Linked DNA regions of Mus musculus: region 2 is linked to region 1. Evidence: chromatin loops called from intact Hi-C (ENCODE). Cell type or tissue: left cerebral cortex. All regions are shown on one strand. Links, peaks and the distances in the headings refer to the core of each region. The heading gives the core; the rest is flanking DNA. Region 1 holds the start of Gm30684 (a long non-coding RNA gene). Region 2 has its middle 16 kb from the start of D530033B14Rik.

Region 1 (5,381 bases), core at 279-5,278:
TCATGCTCTCTCTTCACAGCAATAAAACCATACCTAAGATAATCACGATTATGAAGAGCAACAAAGACTATGGAGGAGCAATTTGAATAAGAAGAAAACAAAATATCCAAGGATTGTATGGAAGATGATTTCATCTTTCTAATGCTCAGAGAAATGCAAATTTAAATCAATATTATATTTTATATATTACACTGATGACAACTAAGCATTTTGACAATGTTGGGAAAATATGAAAAAAAAAGATGCTTATAAACTGTTTATAAGAACGTGAATCAAGCCGGGGATAGCGGTGGGTGTCCGTAACCCCAAACTTCAGGAGGATGAGGTGGTAACAAGACAAGACCCTAAGTTATGAGAAGAAGAAGGGAAAAGAGGAAGAGGGGGAGGAAGAGGAAGCCAAGGAGGGCAAAGTGGAGGAGTAGAAGAGGGGAGAGGAGGTGAGGGTATTTTTTTTTGTTTTGTTTTGTTTTGTTTTTTGAATGTGTCTCTCATGCACTGAGCTACAGGTAACAATGCCTAAGGATCAGAAAGATGTTCTATAAAGGTAAAGACCATGGAGAGCTCACAGACATAGAACTGTGTTTTACACACACACACACACACACACACACACACACACACACACACACACACACGGCTTTAGTCCTATGAGCATATGAATGAAGTGGAGGCAAAGTCCCCCTTCCCCACCACTTTCACCAGCACCTTCAGATAGAAGCGAAGACCTTGACTTCAGCCTTCTAAAACGCTCAGTAAATGACCCAGCAGATTCACACCTCACCCAGAATTCTGACTGCAGACCTGACATCGCTCTAAGCACTGAATCCATGCTAATTTGCTATTGTGGAGTAGCGGAGAAATAGACTTATGTGGGGGGCGGGGGTACCGGAGAGATGTCTTAGCTGTTAGCAGCACTTGCTGGTCTTGTGGAGGACATAGGTATGACTGACTCCCAGCATGACATGGCAGCTCACAACTGCCTATCACTCCAGCTCCATGGACTCTGTTGGTTTTTGGACTTTGCTGGCACCTGCACACACACACACACACACACACACACACACACACACACACACACACACACACACACATATTCAGATAGAAGATATGATAAAGGCAGTGTTGTCCTGGGACAAGGCCCTAATTAACGTGTCCAATTTTGAAACGTGGTAAATCTTGAAACCATGCACAGCTTGTCAGGCTTTCTCTCCTTACTGCCACAGCGGTCGGTCTTGCGGTGTCTACAAACATCTCTGCCTCACAGAGATGCAGAGAGACCCAGAGGGGTGGGGGATCAGACAGAGAGAACAGCACCAGAGCCAGCATGGTCCCAACAGTGTCTCCCCAAATTCTACCTTCTTGATCTAGAGACTTGTCTAGAATCCCTCAGTGAGGGGCTGGGGGCTTGGCTCAGTGGCTGGCAGTGACAGCATGCACAAACCCTGGGTTATTAAGTCAGCATCAAAAAGGAAAGGAGAAAAATATTTTGCAGTTTTTTTTTTTATTTCTCTGCATTATGCAGTAGGCCCTTGATAGCTGTAGGGAGTTGGTTCCTTCTACAAATCCTCCCAACCCGTGCACATGACGGTTTGCGGTTTGTATACAGCCTTTGTGCACACACCCATGTTCTTTAAGCCCCTCTAAGTGACTGCTGAGTCCTAGTGCAATGTAAATAGCTGCTTAATGCATTGCTTAGGGAACAAGGATAAGAGAGTCTGTATGAGGCAGTTTAAGGGTGAATATTTTCAATCCGTTGAATCCAGGGGTGACTTCACATATATTCAGGGCTGATATACTTTTTTAAAGATTTATTTATTTATTTATTATATGTAAGTACACTGTAGCTGTCTTCAGACACCCCAGAAAAGGGCACTTGATCTCATTTCGGATGGTTGAGAGCCACCATGTGGTTGCTGAGATTTGAACTCAGGACCTTCAGAAGTGCAGTCAGTGCTCTTAACCGCTGAGCCATCTCCCAAACCCTGATATTTTGTTTTATTTCAATTATTCCTTCCTTTTCTAAGGACCTCAGAATACTTGTAATATGCACACACAATACTGCAAAATTTGTAAAATACCCCCTCAATTATGACCAGAGAAGCCCTAACTTGTGACCCAATCCGTGGCCTAGGCTGGGTCAGCCAAGCCTAGTAGCCAGTGGCGACTAGTGCAGCTGACAGTGTAGCTCAGGCTCCCTCTCTGGGGGTTGGGCACACATGTCATCTTGACTAGGTGGGTTTCCCGCCCCCCCCCCCCCAGGTCTTATTAGTGTAAGGTGTGTAATGGTCAGGGTGGGGCTCTTTATTTTTTAGCCTCTTAAAGGCTCTAACTGTGACAACTCTCTAAGGTCACTGACTAAGAGGTTCAAGTCCAACTCTTCCCCTCCCCCCTCCCCCCTCCCCCCCCCCCGCCCCGCAGCCCCCTCCGACCCCTGCCTTCTCTGACCTGCATGGTTTCAGTTCCACCTGGCTTCAGTTTCCCTCTCTGTGGAATGGAGTTCAAGGCACACATGACTCTCCGTTGGGTCTTCAGGGGCAGAGGATTCTGGCCCTGTACTGATATACTTGTATGGTTTGATCTCCAGGGGCTCATAGTGAGCCCGGTCTAGATACTCTTCTCAGACTCCTCATCCCCCCCACCCCTCGCCCAGTACCCACGCTGAGCTCAGAAAGAGCCCTGGGATTTACAGGCATTTGGTCCCCTTCATCATTTACAGCGCTCCGGGCTAGATGTAGCCTGCTTTAACTGTGATGGCATTCAGTGGGGCCTAGCTGGGCGTTAAAAACGGGCAGATCGCAGGGGGCTCTGGTCGGCCCTGTGCCACCCGTCGGAAGTCGAACCGGGTGACGCCTCGGGGTTGAAGTGCGTGAAATGGTAAGGAGGGAGAGAACGTTCTAATCCGCCTGGGTAGGACAATCCAGTCACTCTGGCGGCCCGGGGCTCGCCCACGCTGGGTCCCCGCAGGGGCTGATTGCTCGGCTCCCTAGCTACAGACCAAGCCAATCAGCGCGCTCGCGCCGCGAACAGCAGGCGGCGGCCCGCCAAGGGCGGGCGGGGTGGGACAGCGGGGAGGGCTCTCGGGTAGCACACCGGCGGGCCAAGGCGCCCAGCTCCCGGAGGTGCACCGCGGGTGGGCTCCGCTGGCCGGGGCAGCGCTCCCTTACGGTCACGGGATCACAAGGCATCTGCTGCCATCTGGTGGCTGCGCTTCGGCAGCTGCGGCGCCAGGGTTTGTAGGGTTTACAGGGCTCACAGGGCTTGCAGATCCCTGCTCATCCTTAAACCACGCCACATAGCCAACAGTGTCCACGCTGCCACCTCTCGTCCTGCTCGGGATTCTCCCAGCAGAGTGAGAAAGCCAGCATCTCCGAGGAGGCCGTGTGTATCAGTGGCGGCGCAGAGAGCTGGGAGGCAGGCTTGGTATGACCCAGCTGAGTAGGATCACCTCTGTGAACTCTTTTTCATTCTTCTGTAAGTTAGAGCGGTTAGATGTGCATGCCTTGGGGAGCCTTTGTAATGATTAACTGGTGAATTCAAGTGAAGATGTAGTACGTGGTCAGAGCGCACACTAACTGTTCCTGAGTGTCTTAAGTTAGGGTCACTATTGCTATGATGAAAACCATGACCAAAGGCAAATTGGAGAGGAAAGGGTTTATTTGGCTCACACCTCCACATCGAAGTCTATCACTGAAAGAAGTCAGGGCAGGAACTCAAACAGGACAGGAGCCTAGAGATAGAAACTGATGCAGCCGGCCATGGAGGGGTGCTGCTTACTGGCTTGCTCATCGTGGCTTGTTCAACCTGCTTTCTTACAGAATCCAGCCCCAATGACCCAAGGATGGCACCACCCAAAGTTGGCTGGACATCCCCCATCAATCACTACTTAAGAAAATGCCCTACAGAAGAATGTTTGTTAACGGAAGCATTTTCTCAACTGAGATTCCCTCCTTTTAACTTTAGCTTACGTCAAGTTGACATAAAACCAGCCAGCACACTAGGATAGACTGCAGATGCCAGGCATGTGCAAGGCACAGGATGAAACACACACACACACACACACACACACACACACACACACACACACACACACACTCACAGACAAATGAGTTCGAGAACTGATCATGTTTTGGATTCTTCACTTCTGCATCTGTGAACTGGGGATACCAATGCTGGCTTCCACCCCCAAGCTTGGGTAACTAACACGAGTCTACCACTCCCAAGATAGATCTACTGGCTGTCCTGGGACTCCTAGGCCTTTCTTCCAACTGTAAGTCGATTCCCCACCACTCTGCAAGCTCTCGAAGCTGTGTCCAAACCTGGAGACTCTACCTCCTGTCTTACAGATCAGACTTGTTTTTCTGTCTCCAAACCCTCTCTCCAGGGTCACAGACTAAAAGGTCCAAATATAGAACAGATCATTTTCTCTGACCCTTTTCAATGAGGCCCTACAGGGACAGCCACCTCACCCCCTCTAATAAGACATGGTAGGAGGAGTCAGGTGGTAACAGTACTTGCCTCCAAGTCTGACGACCTGAGTCTGATCCCCAGGACCCACGTGATGCAAGGAGAGAAAGGACTTCCTTTTCTGACACACAAAGAATAAATATAGTAATACAAAATTTAAAAAAAGATATGGTAAATTGAAGGGTAGTAAATACCTCTCCAAAAAGGAAAGTTGTCAGATGTGATGGCACAGCCTGCGGTCCCAGCATCCAAGGCCCTGAGGATCTGAGGATGGAGGAGGCGAGGGAGGGAGGGAGGGAGGGGGTGAGAGAGAGAGAGAGAGAGAGAGAGAGTCCTGAAAGCCTGCAAGCAGCCACTGTCCCAGAGACATGCTGAGCAGGTGGCTTCACACAGTGTCCATGGCTTCTCAGCATGCAGCAGCAGGAGGGCTGCAGAGCAGGGTGTGACAGCCAGGTACAACCTGGACAAAGTGGGATGTCTCAGTAGTGCTAGTGCTCTCAGCCTGTGGAAACGCCGGCTCCAATTCAAAGGTATCAAATATTTGCTTAGCTGTTCAACATTTCTTCAAATAATATACTCACAACTAATTCATATCTAGACTCGACGTCTTCATCTCTCTCCAGCCTCCCTCCTGGATTAGCTGTCTTGTCTATTCTGGGAGAAAATTGCCCTACATTCTAAAAATAGGCCTTGCAGCCCGGACACCGGCATGTACCATCAGAGAAGGCTTTATTTATTTATCTTGAGAGCTGTCCCCTGGGGACAGCTGCAGTCGAGCCTGGGGACACATTCATCAAACAGCTCAGGTACATGTAGGGGGCTGGGACCACTGAGATCAGTGCTGCCTTCAAAACAGGCCATGGTCTGTTCCTGAGGATGCTCTTTGACACTCAGGCAGGGAATGGGTTCTCAGAGAC
Region 2 (5,381 bases), core at 178-5,177, 110 kb before region 1:
GTGATAAGTATCATAGCCAAACGCAAGTTGGGGAGAGAAGAGTTTATTTCATCTTAGAGCGTATGGTCCATAGTACAGGAAGTCAGGGTAGGAAACTCAAGGCAGGAACCTGGAGGCAGGAACTGAAGCTGAGACCATGGATGACTGCTGCTTACTGGTTTGCTCCCCCTGGCTTGCTTAGCCTGCTTTCTTATGCACACAGGGCCACCTGCCCAGGAATGACACCGCCCACAGTGGTCTGGGTCATCCTACATCCATCGTTAATCAAGGGTATGCCTAGTGGGAGGAAGAAGCAAATGGGTCTCTGTGAGTTCAAGGTCCAGCATGGTCTACAGGCCAGCCAGGGTTACATAGTGAAACTCTATCTCAAAATAAGAAAATAAGAAAACACTCCCAGATATTTGCCTACAGGCCGATCTGATGCAGGCAATTCCTCAACTGAGAGTTCCTCTTCCCAGGTATATTGAAGTTTGTGTCAAGTTGATTAAAAAAAAAAAAAACATCATAGTTGCATGCACATGTGCGCACTGTGTGCATATCCAGAGACAAGGTAGGTCAAAAGAGGGTGTTTGATGCCAGGGAACTGGAGTTTCAGATGGCTGTGAGCTACCATATGAGTTCTGGGCACTGAACTTGGGTACTCTGCAAAAGTAACGTGAAGGTGGAGGTATTGATTTCGTAATTGGTTATATATATATATATATACACATGATTTTTTTATTTAATGTATATTAGTACACCGTAGCTGTCTTCACACACACCAGAAGAGGGCATCGGATCCCATTACAGATGATTGTGAGACATTATGTGGTTGCTGGGAATTGAACTCTGGACCTCTGGAAAAGCAGTAGGTGCTCTTAACCGCTGAGCCATCTCTCCAGCCCCCGTAATTGGCTCTTGATTGTGTCAATAAATAAGGCAGAAGCCAATCGCTGGGTGAGAAGGAAAAGGTCTGACTTCCAGGTCCCAGGAGGAAGAGAGGAGGAGTCAGAGCAGGTGGTGGGGTGGAGGAAGCGGCAGACATATAGGTCTTGGGGCACCAAAAGTTTGTAACCTCCGCTGCTAAGGCTAAGGAGGATGGGGCAGGGTATGTTTCACCCAGCCATTCAGTTATCTGGCTAGTTTTAGAATATTAAGTCGGGGCTGGTGAGATGGCTCAGTAGTTAAGAACCCTGACCTGCTCTTCCAACGGTCCTGAGTTCAAATCCCAGCAACCACATGGTGGCTCACAACCATCCATAACAAAATCTGATGCCATCTCCTGGAGTGTCTGAAGACAGCCACAGTGTACTTACATTAAATAAATAAATAAATAAATAAATAAACAAACAAACAAATAAATATTTTCAAAAAGAATATTGTCTATCTGGTGTTTTCCATCCATGGTGACTAAGATGGGGCAGGAGTGTCTGAAGACAGCCACAGTGTACTTACATATAATAAATAAATATTTTAAAAAAGAATATTAAGTCTATCTGGTGTTTTCCATTCATGGTGACTAAGATGGGCAGGTGAAAGGGCATAGCTGGGGCAGTCGTTGGCAGCTTGGCAGAGCTCTTGAGAAAGAGCAAGCACATTTTAAAAATTACATGCTACAGTAACAAGTTTTTTGGTGGGTGTGGGTGACCTCTATATAGCTTTCTTTTTTTGACTATCCTGAAATTCACTATGTAAATCAGTCTGGCCATAAACTCATAGAGATCCTCCTGCCTCTGCCTCCGGAATGCTGGGATTAAAGGCATGTGCCACACTTCCTGGCTAGCAACAAGTACTGTTAACTGCTAAGAAATCTCTCCAGTCTCAAGAATATAAATCTAAAATTTGTTTTCTCTAAGATATTTGGAAGGGCCAGGCAGTGGTAGCACATGCCTTTACTCCCAGCATTCAGGAGGCAGAGGCAGGTGGATCTCTGTGGGTTTGAGGACATCCTGGTCTACAGAGTGAGTTCCAGGACAGTCAGGGCTACACAGAGAAACCCTGTCTCAAAAACAAACAAACAAACAAACAAAACTATATATATGGCTGGGGGGTTGTTGTCTTTATTTTATTTTATTTTATTTTTATGGAGCTAGAGAGGCAGCTCAGCAATTGAGAACACATATTGTTCTTACAAAGGACCGGGATCTGGTTCCCTAAGCGTTCATGTAATGGCTCACAACTACCTGTAACTCCAGTTCCAGGACATCTTATATACTCTTCTAGCCTCGTTGCGGTCCTGTACACTCATATTGTACATCAGCAAACACATGTAAAAATAACAAATAGATAAAAATTAATCTCTAGGGTGGTAAAACACCCCATCAATTTGCACAACATTTATCCACACAGAGGCCTGACTGCACTTCTGAGGTTTTTGTATCCTCAGGAGTCTGAGCATACTGGAGGACTTCCTGCCATTTTCTGAACAGGTGGGCAGGGCGAGAAGTTGTTCGGCCATCCTAGAGTGGTTTGCAATGTCTCAGACAGGAGTATACATCTTCTCTCCTCTTCTCTAGAGTCTGGAACTAAATTCACACCTTTTTTTTTTCCTTCCCATCACTTAAAATAATATTCTTGCCCTTAATACTTCCTTTGAAAAACTACCCAAAATGATGCTGCCTTCACACGCATACAAATTACCCAAAGTGTAGGCCAGGGCTCACACTGGAGTGTGCCAAAGCCTTTAAGCCATGTAAACGCAGAGTTTCTGAGCTCCAACGATGGCAAAGGTGTCTTTATTTTGGGAAATGATTAAGGCAGCGTTTGCCATCCTACACAGATGCACTGAAGTAGATTGTAGGGCAAACTATAAAGAGAGCAGATGCTCTCTGGATCTGCTTCCAAGCCAGGTGGGATGACGGGATCCAGATGGGACGTGTGTATCCCTCACACACTAGGAGACAACTTCTCCATTAGACCTTGTCTAGCCGCCTCCTGCTGTGAAAACGTGGGCGATTTCATTTGGGACCACATGCAAAGCTCTGTGCCTTCTCTATTTTAGACGTCAGGGTGACGCAGGTTTAGTTTCCAGAGACTCAAAAGAAGCGGAAGTTTTCTTGGAGATCAAGCAATGAAAGGGGAGCCATCGTTTTTTTATTGAGATTGAATTCCAGGCTTCACTCAGAACAAGGGGTTATGAGTCAAACGCAACACTAGGGGGCGCAATAGATCAGGAAATGCATGAATCACTGCTACAGCACAGGACACAAGATTCTGTCTGGTTTTTTTTCCACATTGGGGGAAAAAAAAAAAAAACAGCAAATGACTCGTGCTTTCCCAAATTTTGTGTGCTGAAACTATTCTAGATATCTCAAATTTGAAATTTTCACATAATCGTGATCATACGGGATGCCTAGACTGTCTTAGGGCAATAGAGTTGTGTCGTTTTCTTTGTGTTGTTCTTTCAGTCAGCCTGGCCACCCCAGTCATCTACGTCTCCAGTGCAGGTGGAGTTGGGAGACAATCTCTGGAGATAAGCAGGGTTATCAGGCTGCTCACTGCTGTGGGTAGCAAGGGCCCCAGCTGCAGGCTTCTGAGCCTCGCGGAATTTCCTGCATGCTCCCCACTCCCAGGACATACTTGCCGCCTGTCTGTCTGTGTGCTCAGCCATGCCACGCCATGCCGCAGCATTGAGGAAAACACGGGGCCAAAGCAAGCGCGTTCCCCTGGCAAAGTGCGGCAGGGCTCAGTGAGCTGACTTTGCACAAAAACGTCCACAGCCAGCTGCGACCTGGTGACAGACAAATGGTATTTATCTTTCCAAGCCCTGAGATCCCCAGGGCTGTTCTGCTGCAAGCCCTCAAGATAGAAGCCACACAAAACCCTACTGCAGATGGCCTTCTAATCATCCTCGGCGTTCAACAACCCTATCTACACTGGCGGTGGGTGTGGCTTGGCTGTCCAGGCTTCGCTGTGGTCCGTAGGGTGCTGCTTTTGAGAGGAGGGAAAGCACTTGGGAGACGTAAAGTCTTCTTTAAGCCACATTTACTAGTTATCTGGTGAGGTCTCCCGTTCCAGATATGATCCCTGGGGGCTGGAGAGATGGCTTGACCTCTTGCAGAGGACGTGGCTTTGGTTCCTGGCACCCACACGGTGGCTCACGACACTCCATAACTCCAGTTCCAGGAGATCATGATGCCTTCTTCTGACCTCTGTTGGGTACCAGGCACATGATACAGACATACATTCAGCCAAAACACTCAGACACATAAAATAAAATAGACCACTTAGGAAAAAACTTAAAGATACGATTACGGCCAAATGGTGATGATGGTGAACATCTTTAATCCTTGCACTTGAGACAGAAGCAGGCAGACCTCTAAATTTGAGGCCAATCTGGCCTACAGAGGGAGTTCCAGGACAGCCAGGGGTACACAAAGAAACATTGTGTCAAAAAAAATTATATATATGAGCAGACTCAGCATCATGGGCCAATGGTGACAAGCAAAAGCACTCGGGTAGGGTGAAAGAGCGCTCTAATCACTGTATACAACCTACACAAGTCAGGGTGGTGGCTGGCCTTCAGTGAGAAACGTCTGGGGTGATTGGTGTGTATCAGCCAGCTTTGCGAGATTGCAATGAAGTGTCTGAGGCAAGTAACATGACAGAGATGAAAGGTTTACTCAGCTCAGGGTTTGGAGAGGCTAAAAGTTCAAGACCACGGAGCTGGTGAGACAGCTCAACAGTGAAGAGCGCTTGCTGTTCACATACACAGGCACACGTGCATACACACAATTAAAACAAAATCATTAACATTCAAGGCCAGGATGCTCCACTAATTCTGTTACTGGAGAGGGTGCAGGATAGCTTAGCACGGCAGGAAAGGCTCAGAGATTACTGTGTTAGTTGAGACAGGCATTGCTCTGCAGCCCAAGTGGGCCTCGAACTCGTGATCTTCCTGCCTCAGCCTCCCAAATACTGTCAGGACAGACATTTGACAATATACCTCGCTTAAATAATTGTATCCACTTAGACTTTTTTATTTTATTTTCATGTATACATGGGTACATCTGTGTGTTTATGCCACGTGTGTGAGGCAGCTGGGGAAGGCCAGAAGAGTGAGTCATATTCCCTCGAGCTGGTGGTGCTGGGAACCGAACTTGGATCTCTGACAAGAGTAGTGAGTGTTCTTAACCATTGAACCATCTCTCCAAGCCCAAATTCTCACACACACACACACACACACACAAAGTATAATAATTGTTGTGTTGGTGTGTGTGTGTGTGTTTATACATATATAAATATATATATATATATAATTGGTATACAACACACACACACACTAAATACAATAACTTGTTCATTAGTTCAAAGAGAAATATTATATCCATTGAGCAACTGCTCCCCACTCCCCATCCCCTCACCCCCAGCCCTACTCCACTTATCTGCCATTTAGCTCTGTC

The links. Hi-C counts contacts between places; a loop is a spot of excess contacts. Peaks named below come from ENCODE experiments on the same cell type or tissue, not always from the same donor. Only the 100,000 strongest peaks of a DNase experiment are listed, where the experiment ranks them.
Region 2: it touches region 1 in a loop (5-fold over the local background); 8 of 42 quality-filtered maps call a loop at or near these places.

Annotation. Positions count from the first base shown.
Region 1 is chr7:38,059,044-38,064,424 of GRCm38, reverse strand. It overlaps Gm30684 (a long non-coding RNA gene), which reads left to right and starts at 2,112. Exons shown (of 7, transcript XR_003946753.1): 1 at 2,112-2,232; 2 at 2,717-2,874. Gm30771 (a long non-coding RNA gene) reads right to left here and starts at 3,145. Exons shown (of 5, transcript XR_391291.4): 1 at 2,446-3,145. In left cerebral cortex, for the core only: a CTCF peak has its summit at 3,205 (motif pointing left); DNase peaks (open chromatin) are centred at 3,177 and 5,016; H3K4me3 peaks cover 996 bases; H3K27ac peaks cover 951 bases.
Region 2 is chr7:38,165,586-38,170,966 of GRCm38, reverse strand. No RefSeq gene overlaps it. Among named protein-coding and RNA genes, the nearest start is that of D530033B14Rik, 16 kb to the left of the region's middle. In left cerebral cortex, for the core only: a CTCF peak has its summit at 3,131 (motif pointing right); a DNase peak (open chromatin) is centred at 2,981.